Regions from separate parts of the Homo sapiens genome. Here region 2 is linked to region 1. Evidence: chromatin contacts called from ENCODE Hi-C or POLR2A ChIA-PET data. All regions are on one chromosome and are shown on one strand. Each heading gives the region's core, a stretch centred on a gene start or an enhancer-like site at or near the end of the contact. The rest is flanking DNA. Distances are from core to core; before and after follow the strand shown. Region 1 overlaps LOC107986637 (a long non-coding RNA gene). Region 2 holds the start of LINC02518 (long intergenic non-protein coding RNA 2518).

Evidence for each region. A loop is a pair of places that touch in the nucleus more often than their neighbours do. ChIA-PET counts read pairs that join two places held with the same protein, here RNA polymerase II (POLR2A). Pooled maps may share reads with other maps.
Region 2: a map of Caco-2 shows a loop between it and region 1 (8-fold over the local background). The contact joins the promoter of LINC02518 here to the enhancer-like site in region 1. A Hi-C loop is called at or near these places in 2 of 168 maps with a recorded cell type or tissue (Caco-2 and PC-9) and 2 of 50 pooled maps. POLR2A ChIA-PET finds 5 or more read pairs at or near these places in 5 of 52 experiments (A549, HCT116, HEK293 and 2 more).

What each region holds. Positions count from the first base shown.
Region 1 is chr6:113,350,282-113,354,243 of GRCh38, reverse strand. The region is part of intron 3 of LOC107986637 (a long non-coding RNA gene); the gene reads left to right. Among named protein-coding and RNA genes, the nearest start is that of LINC02518, 81 kb to the left of the region's middle. Within about 2 kb of position 2,068, at least 7 of the 41 ENCODE cell types and tissues checked have a DNase peak (open chromatin) inside an H3K27ac peak, as active enhancers do; they include HCT116 and PC-9, where a contact is called at or near this core.
Region 2 is chr6:113,431,504-113,435,465 of GRCh38, reverse strand. LINC02518 (long intergenic non-protein coding RNA 2518) reads left to right here and starts at 2,019. Exons shown (of 2, transcript NR_149098.1): 1 at 2,019-2,129.

The DNA.
Region 1 (3,962 bases), core at 819-3,318:
ATGTTTTCAATATCAGGCAGTACACTAAGTACTACATAATAAGGCAAATGAATGGATAATATATTAATATATCAAAGTGTTTGCACTGAAAGGAATATGTTTTATTTTTTTGAAGAAACTTGTGTTTAAGTTAATTCATTTGCCAAAAGCAGAGCAAAGCTACCATGTTGCCTGTATTAGTTCCCTATTGCTGCCTGACAATTTATTGCAAGCTTAGTAGCTATAAAATATCACAAATTTATTATCTCGTAGTTTCTGTTGGGCAGAATCTTGAATGACATAGCCAAATTCTCTGCTCAGGGTCTCAGCAGGCTGAATGAAGGTGTCAGCTCGGGCTGTGGTTCTCATTTGAGTCCTGGAGTCCTCTGCTAAGTTCAGTAATTGTTGGACATATCCATTTCCATGTAGTTGCAGGACTGAGGCCCTATTTTCTTGCTGGTTGTTGGCCAAGGACCTCTCTCAGCTCCCAGAGCCCACCCTCAGTTCCTTACTACATGGCCTCCATAGGCAGTTCATAGTATGGATGCCTGCTGTCTTCCAAGTCAGCCAGAGCATATACCTCTGACATGCACTCCTTCGATCAGCTGGAGAAAACTCTCTGGCTTTGAAATGCTCATGGGATTAGATCAGGCTCACCAGATAATAGCTGTAATTTAAGGACAGCTTATTTGGGATCCTAGTCACATCTCCAAAATTCTTTCATAGCAGCAACTAGATCAGCATTCGATTAAATTACTGGGAAAAATGTGTGTGTGTCAGGGGCTGGGAAGCTTGGAGGTCTCTTAGAATTCTGTCTACCCCCTGACCTCACTGCAAAATGGTGGGTGTTAGTGTAGAAAAAAAAAAAAGGTAATAGTTTTTCCTCATGCATCACAAGGTTTATGGCTGAGACCCCTATAACAAAAGACAGATTAACAAAAGAAAAGCATATATATTTATTTAATACAAATTTTATGTGACATGGTAGCCTTCAGAAATAAAGACCCAAAGAAACAGGGAAAACTATATTTTTATGGACAGTCACGCAGAGAGGTATGATTAGAGAACAAAAGAGTATGATCTAATGGTAATAAACTGGGGGGACTTAAGAAGGCCGCTTTGTCCCAATGCTTCTTAATATCTCTGTGACATTCCTTTTTCCAGGAATACAGAGGACTCCTCTGGAATGAGAGGTTTATGACCTATTTTCAGGGGAGGTTTTATGGCCTGCTTCGGGGGCAAAGGTACAAGTGGAATTCTTTCTATATCCTACTTCTGCTGTTTCCTCACATGCTAGGGTGCCATATTTTTGTGTAGCATGTCCTGAACTCTGTTGTTATTTCAGTTTGCCTATGGCAGGATTGATGAGGTAGGGCCTGTTCTAGAGTAAGTGGCTCTCCTGGGTAAGAACTGGAATTATTAGGAGGGGTATCTTTTGAGGACATTTGTGATGGGTTTGCTCAGTGACTGGTGAGACCCTAGTTGTGTGCTCCCAAGCTGGATTCTCTATGAGTAACACTGAAATTATTGAATCCCTTAAATTCCTAGAGGGTTACTGCATTAGTCAGAGTCCTGGCAAGAAGCAGACAAAATTTTCAAACTGGGTAACTGAAGAGAGTTTAATAAAGGGTTATTTTTTTATTTAGGTGTGGGCAGAGTGTAGGAAGCCAACAAGGGATCGTTATTTCTCCTAGGCTGAAAAGGGGAAGGGGAGAGTGGGACTGGGAATCTGGAGAGGGGAGTTGTGTGGAAAGGGCTCTGACAGGAGCTATAGCCTTTGGTAGAAAGATGCCACCAGTCCATGGAAACTAGGCAGGAAAGTAAAGGGAAACAAATAGCCTAGTCTCTTCCTTTAATCCTCTTATCTCTTGCCAAGAGGGCAAAAGAGCCTGTTTGTCCAGTCCTCAGAGGTCAGCTTCATGGGGCAAGAACAGGGTGGAGAAAGGTAGGGAGGAGATCTAGAAAGGCAAACAAAAAGATAGGTAGCATGATTACTAAAGACATATTTCTTGGCTGTGGTCAGGGTCACAGCTTCCGTTGTGACTCACAGATGAAGTCTCTTTATCTGTGCTTCATAGAGTGTTTTAGTTAGCTTGGTTATAACTCTATCCCACTATGCAATATCATTAACATATATGTCTGTCATTCCCGCTATTTTGTGAGCTTCCTGAGAGCAAGGGCCATGCCTTATTCATCTTTATACATGCAGTGTCTATGTGCTTGGCCCACAGTAGATGATTAATGAATGCTTGTGGGATTATGAAGATATGAAGTCAATGGTGAACAATTATTAAAGTCCTACAAGTAAATTGGGTAATAGGGGCATAAGCAAATGCACAACACTCTTACTGCTCTCTAAGATGTTCTATTACATATTGGCTGATGGAGTTAGAAGATACACTTACCATTGCTGCAACAAATCTCCTGATACTATGAAAATTTGATGTTCTATTTTCATTTTCTACTTAAAGGTCATTAATTTCAGGTTGTACTACACGTTTCATTTAATGAGCACTAGAATCTATCAACAGAGAAGGAGGAACAGCAAATGCAGGGCAAATGAGACAGCTCAGAGCCACTAGTCATCAAACTCAGTTGGCTGTCTGCAGAGTGCAATGACTTTGGGATAAGACGTGATGCTTTACCTTCCTGCCATTGTCACATGTGGTTCTTGTTGCCAAACAGGGAGTAGAGTGTGCTAAGTCTATGAAAAAACTGTTTTCTTCTGTTTTACTTTTTGACATTTTCAAAGCACTAGATAAGGATAAATGTGGTCAGCTTGATGTATGATTGTTTTGGTTCACGTAGAATCATATGCTGAAGAATCACAGGGACTGACAGGGGAAAAATGTAAATGTCATAGTTTTGCTAATTACTTTAGCATGTGTTTCTTCCACATGTCTGAAAGCAAATGTAATTGAGGGTTGTGGTTTCTGGGGCATGGCCAAAAGTACAATGTGACTAACAACTGAGGAAAATATCATGGTTTATCATGTGGTAGAGGATCTGTTATCGTTTTCTTCCCCTCCCCCACAAAGTAAAGATTTTTCCAATATTTAAGGATGTTACTGGAGTATGAAAGAAGAATTATACAAATTGAATCCTGGGATTGGTATTTTTATCGGGTAAGAAAAAAAACATATAAAATGCAGTTTTAAGTTCAGTGGCTGTTCCATTCCATCCTAGAGGTTTCTATTGCAAAAAGTGGATTTGCAAACAAGAAAACAGCTCTTTCAATTCTTTAAACATTTCAACGATGATAAGGGTCTTTCTCAAGCAAATAAATCTCAGGAAATTCAAATACTAGTATGAAACCATAATCTCCCTTCACCTTGTTGCTTCAAAGCCTAGTAACTCTATTGAGAACTCCTGAAAACCAGTGGGTGATCTGACCCCAAGGCTTCATATACTATTTCTTATTTTTATCACAGGAATTTCACAATTTAAAGGCAAGGTTAAAAAACAGTCTATTTTCTCTCTTAAGCAAGTGATCAGGTTGCTTTGTGAACAAAGCAAAAGGCTGAGCTCACATGGAACACTTTTGAAATCTTCCTGGTTTGGGATGGACTGCAAATGCTATTAGTATATTTCCTGGTATTTTAGATGCCTATGAATTGCACCGTAATGAAATCTTTGAATAACAAGCATCTGGTAGCCAGAGCCCACAAAGACTTTCCTATATTATGCAGAACCTTCTGCTACTTTTGAGGCTGTTCTCTTGGTCTTTTAGACTATATCTTTTTCCCTTTATTTCCCCACATGTTTGGGAGTCACAAGTATTTTTGTCACATTTATCACTGACTGTACATAGGTGACTAAACTGGTCATCTGCAGGTCCAGCAGGTTGTGAGAAGAAACTGGGTGATGTATATTCCCCTTTCTCTCCCATATCAAACACCACACCCTCATCCCTGCCCACTAGCCCTATAACTGCTGACTATAAGCTGCAGAAGCAAATGGAAAGTCTATTCTACCAGTGGATT
Region 2 (3,962 bases), core at 770-3,269, 81 kb before region 1:
GGAGAATAACCCAGAATGAGACACAGAAAGAGGATTTTGAAAGGATTTCCTTGCCTATTATCTGCTTTCTGAGAGAGCCACACAAAACAGGTGAAAAGTTATACTATTTATAAAGATCTCCTGAGAGGGAGTGTCTACAGCTTTTCTGGTAATTTCCCTTGGTACAAATGAAACCTGTTCATTTTCAAGGAAAATTGCACTGATGGCTACACATTCTTTTTCTTTTTAAATAAAATATTGGAATGGTGTTGTTTTTGGAAGCTGCTTGTTACCCAATGTTGCCAAAAAGGTTTTATTATAATGAGGCTATGTGTTAGCTGTTCATGTTTCTAGTGCAGCATAGCTGTATAAATTTTTTCTTTTTCTTATCTCGGATTTCAGATTTCCCTATTTTTTTAAAAGTGTATAGTAATAATATTTACCAGTATTGTTCATCCCTACCACTCAGTTTTCTGCATATGCTTGTATTTTCTATTTCCTGCTGATTTAACTTCTGTACTCTGTTGTTTATAGGGACTTGTCATATTTGCATAGTTTAAGTGCTCTGTCGTTTCTATCACAAGCCCTAGTGGGTAGGTACAACATCTATGTAGTTCGCTTGTGTAGTGCTTGGTGGAACATCTTGTGTTTCATGATTGATTTATGATGATAGAGATGATACTATAAAATAAAGCCAAAGGAAACTTTTAACAATAGGGTCTAATCCTGTTTGGTCCTCATTGGATGTCTCTCCACTTGTAGGGGAAAAAACTGGAGAATAATGGTTGTGTCATCATGACAAACAACTGACATAGTTGAGGCCAGTCGAAGGCCCAGAGCAACCCTGGTCCTGTAGTCAGAGACGACTTATGAAAATAAATGAATCTGGCTCATTGACTTGAGTTCTTGTACCCAAACTGGAAAGGTGTGGTACCTGACACAGGAACAAAGTCTGTCTGAAATCAGCTGTCCGGGATGTCATTTTCTCTAGTGCAGAGACTCGATTGCCTAAATTGGTAGCAGAGGTGGATGTTTCCTAACATGATCTTCCTTGGCCAACAGTGACTGACATCTGAGGTAGGTCTTACCTCTACCTTGGGGGCTCACTGCTTCACTGGTACCATATAATGGTGGCAGTTTAACAGTAATCTTAGTAGGTCTTTTTGGACATTTTAAAGCCACTGCTCCAAAGCATAAGCCAGGCAAAAAAATTGATTTCCCTCATCCAGATGTCCCCATTGTCCAACATAGGTGAGACATTTTTTAAAAAGGCATCTCCAGAAGGCGATTTTTGATCCCTCTCCAGATAAGAGGTTCAAGCCAGCTTTTTCTTATTGTGGGACATCAAAATTTACTATATGACCTGAAATCCTCCCAGGTGATTTAATTCATTCATAGGTTCTAGGAGAGAAGATGAAACTTTCATTTATCCCCATGCTACACACTGACCAATACTGCTTCACCAAACTTTTATCAGTCTTGTTGCATTTTATCTGTTTACACGAGATCCATAGTGCTTTCTCATCCCCACAGTAAACACTGAATTCTGTTTATAACAGAAGGGCAGGATCTGTGGGGAGCATCCGCAAAGTGCTCCAGGCTCCTTTTTCCCTTTTCTCAGAGACACCAGGAATGTGCCTTTGCACTGTTTTGCCAGCATCCTTAAATCATGATTAATTTAAAGCCTTTTCTCTCCTTGGTGAGGCCTGACACAAGCAACTGCTTCTCTGTCACATTGATTTTTCTGTCCTTGCAGATTCAGAGCCAGGGTTGAGTCCTCCTCACAGGGCGAGTTCTCTGACAAGGAAGTTTTGCAACCTAATTTACAGCTGGAGCCAAGCTTGTCAGTGAGTGCCAGAGGGAAACTGTCGCAATCGGCAGGCAAAGTATGCATTTAATAGTATTTATCCAAGCCAGTTTGTGATTTCTTCACTCTCTCCAACAAATATGTTATTTGTAATAGCTATCTTCTCTCATCTAGGTGTTTGAAAAATGTCTCTAACGTGTGTGGGCTGGAATGCATTTTGTTTTTTCTGCAGGTATATTCATTTAACAAGGGGAGTCTCTGAGGAGCTATCAAAAACTGCTTGCCATCTTTCCAAATCATCTCTGTCTGCAGTGACCATGTCTTAATCCTGAAGGAAAACAAGGTAATCTTTTCAAATAAACATTTTCAAGGATGTTTAGAGGGAACCAAATTGCTGGCATGTAGAACCCCCTTCCAGTGCTTAAAAATAGATATATTGAGGGAGCAAAACTCCAGTGAGTTGGAGTGTTTGGAAGTATTTGATATGTTCAGATGACTAACAATAATAAGCTAAATTGCAAGCAATGATCTGAATTTGTGTGTGTGAATATGAGTGTGTATGTGTCAAAGAGACACTGAGTATCCTGTTTCTCAATGTTGTTGGTGGAAAATGAGGCGCAGAGGGGTTACACACTCCCAGTAGGTAAGCAAGTTGGTAAGGGACTTTGGCAATATTTGACCCTAAGCCCATTAGATTTCACTGGGCTAACCTGACTCTGGGGAGAGTAAATATGAGATGAAGAAACATTTGATCATTAAATAAAAAGGAAGCACTGAAAGAAAAGCAATTGGTTGCATAAAACTTATTAATGCAATACTTCTGCTCTCAAGGAAGTTGACATGCAATAGAAAGAGAACATGTAGAGTATGGATTGAATAAACCAAAAATTATGTAGATGATGTAATTACTATAATTAAATCAAAACAGATTGTGTATGCTGGAACTTATTGTATTACTCACAACATAATTTTGTATAACTTTTTTTTAAACCTGTCTCTTTTCCTTTCTGGTCTGTGGGTTTCTGAAGGACAAACCTCTTTTGGCAGTTGGGCCTGAAGCCCCAGAACTTATGCTGGTCCTGGCACCAATGAGGACAGAAATGATTGAGCACATGAATTTGGTATTGAGTTTGACATTATTGTGCTTCATTTTTTGTGGGCCTGGGATGTTTTCTACGTAATTCGTTTATCATTTATTGTTTAAGGTGTCTGCATACTCAAAATATCTTTTTAATGTCCTCCGCCTATACATGACATAAATACTTTATTAACTTTGTTTAAAAAATCTTATCACAGTGCCATCCAACAGGAATATAATGTGAGCCATGTGTAATTTAAGATTTACTAATAGCCATATTAAAAAAGGAAGAAGAAACTGGTGAAATTAATTTTTAATAATGTTTTATTTAGCTATATTCAAAACATTATCATTTTAACATGCAAATATAAATTTATTAATATCTCTTACATTATTTTTTCTAGTAACTTTTTAAAATCTAGTTGGTATTTTATATTTAATGCACATTTTAATTCAGCCCTCAAACTTAATTGCAGACCATTGTATTTCAGTGCTCAATGAGCACATGTGGCCACCGTGTCAGCACATTTCAATAGTTCGCAGGTCAATGTAGAGGACATTTTCCCCCCACTTAGCATTTCATCCCTGTTATTATGCCCACTGAGTGCCGTAGTATGGAAAAAACATGTGTAGCCTAGTAGCACAAATGTAAACTGGGGTGACTAACATCCTAGTTTGCCTGAAGTGGAGAAGTTTTCTGGGACAAAAGACTTGCAATGTTAAAACCAGGACAGTCCTGATAAAGCAGAATGGTTGGTATCCCGCAAGTAAACTATGTTGGTCCAAACAATATATCCCCTCCATCACTGTGATTTGTTTTGACCTAAAGCATAGAAACCTGGCTGCCAATTATGGGATTTTTTTGGGAAGCCACTGGGAGAAAGAACCTTACTTTCTGCTGTGGTTATTATCAGCTAACCTTTATATCATGTGGGGAGAACCTGTTTGAAAGTATTACCTACTTTGGAGGAAATCACAATGAGAAAGAAACTGAGTTTTGGTGACTTATTTTTCAGTTCTTGGACACTGTCGTGTCTGAACCTATCCTATTTTTGGACTTTTCAGTGAATTAATACATTCTTTACACCTGTCTCCATA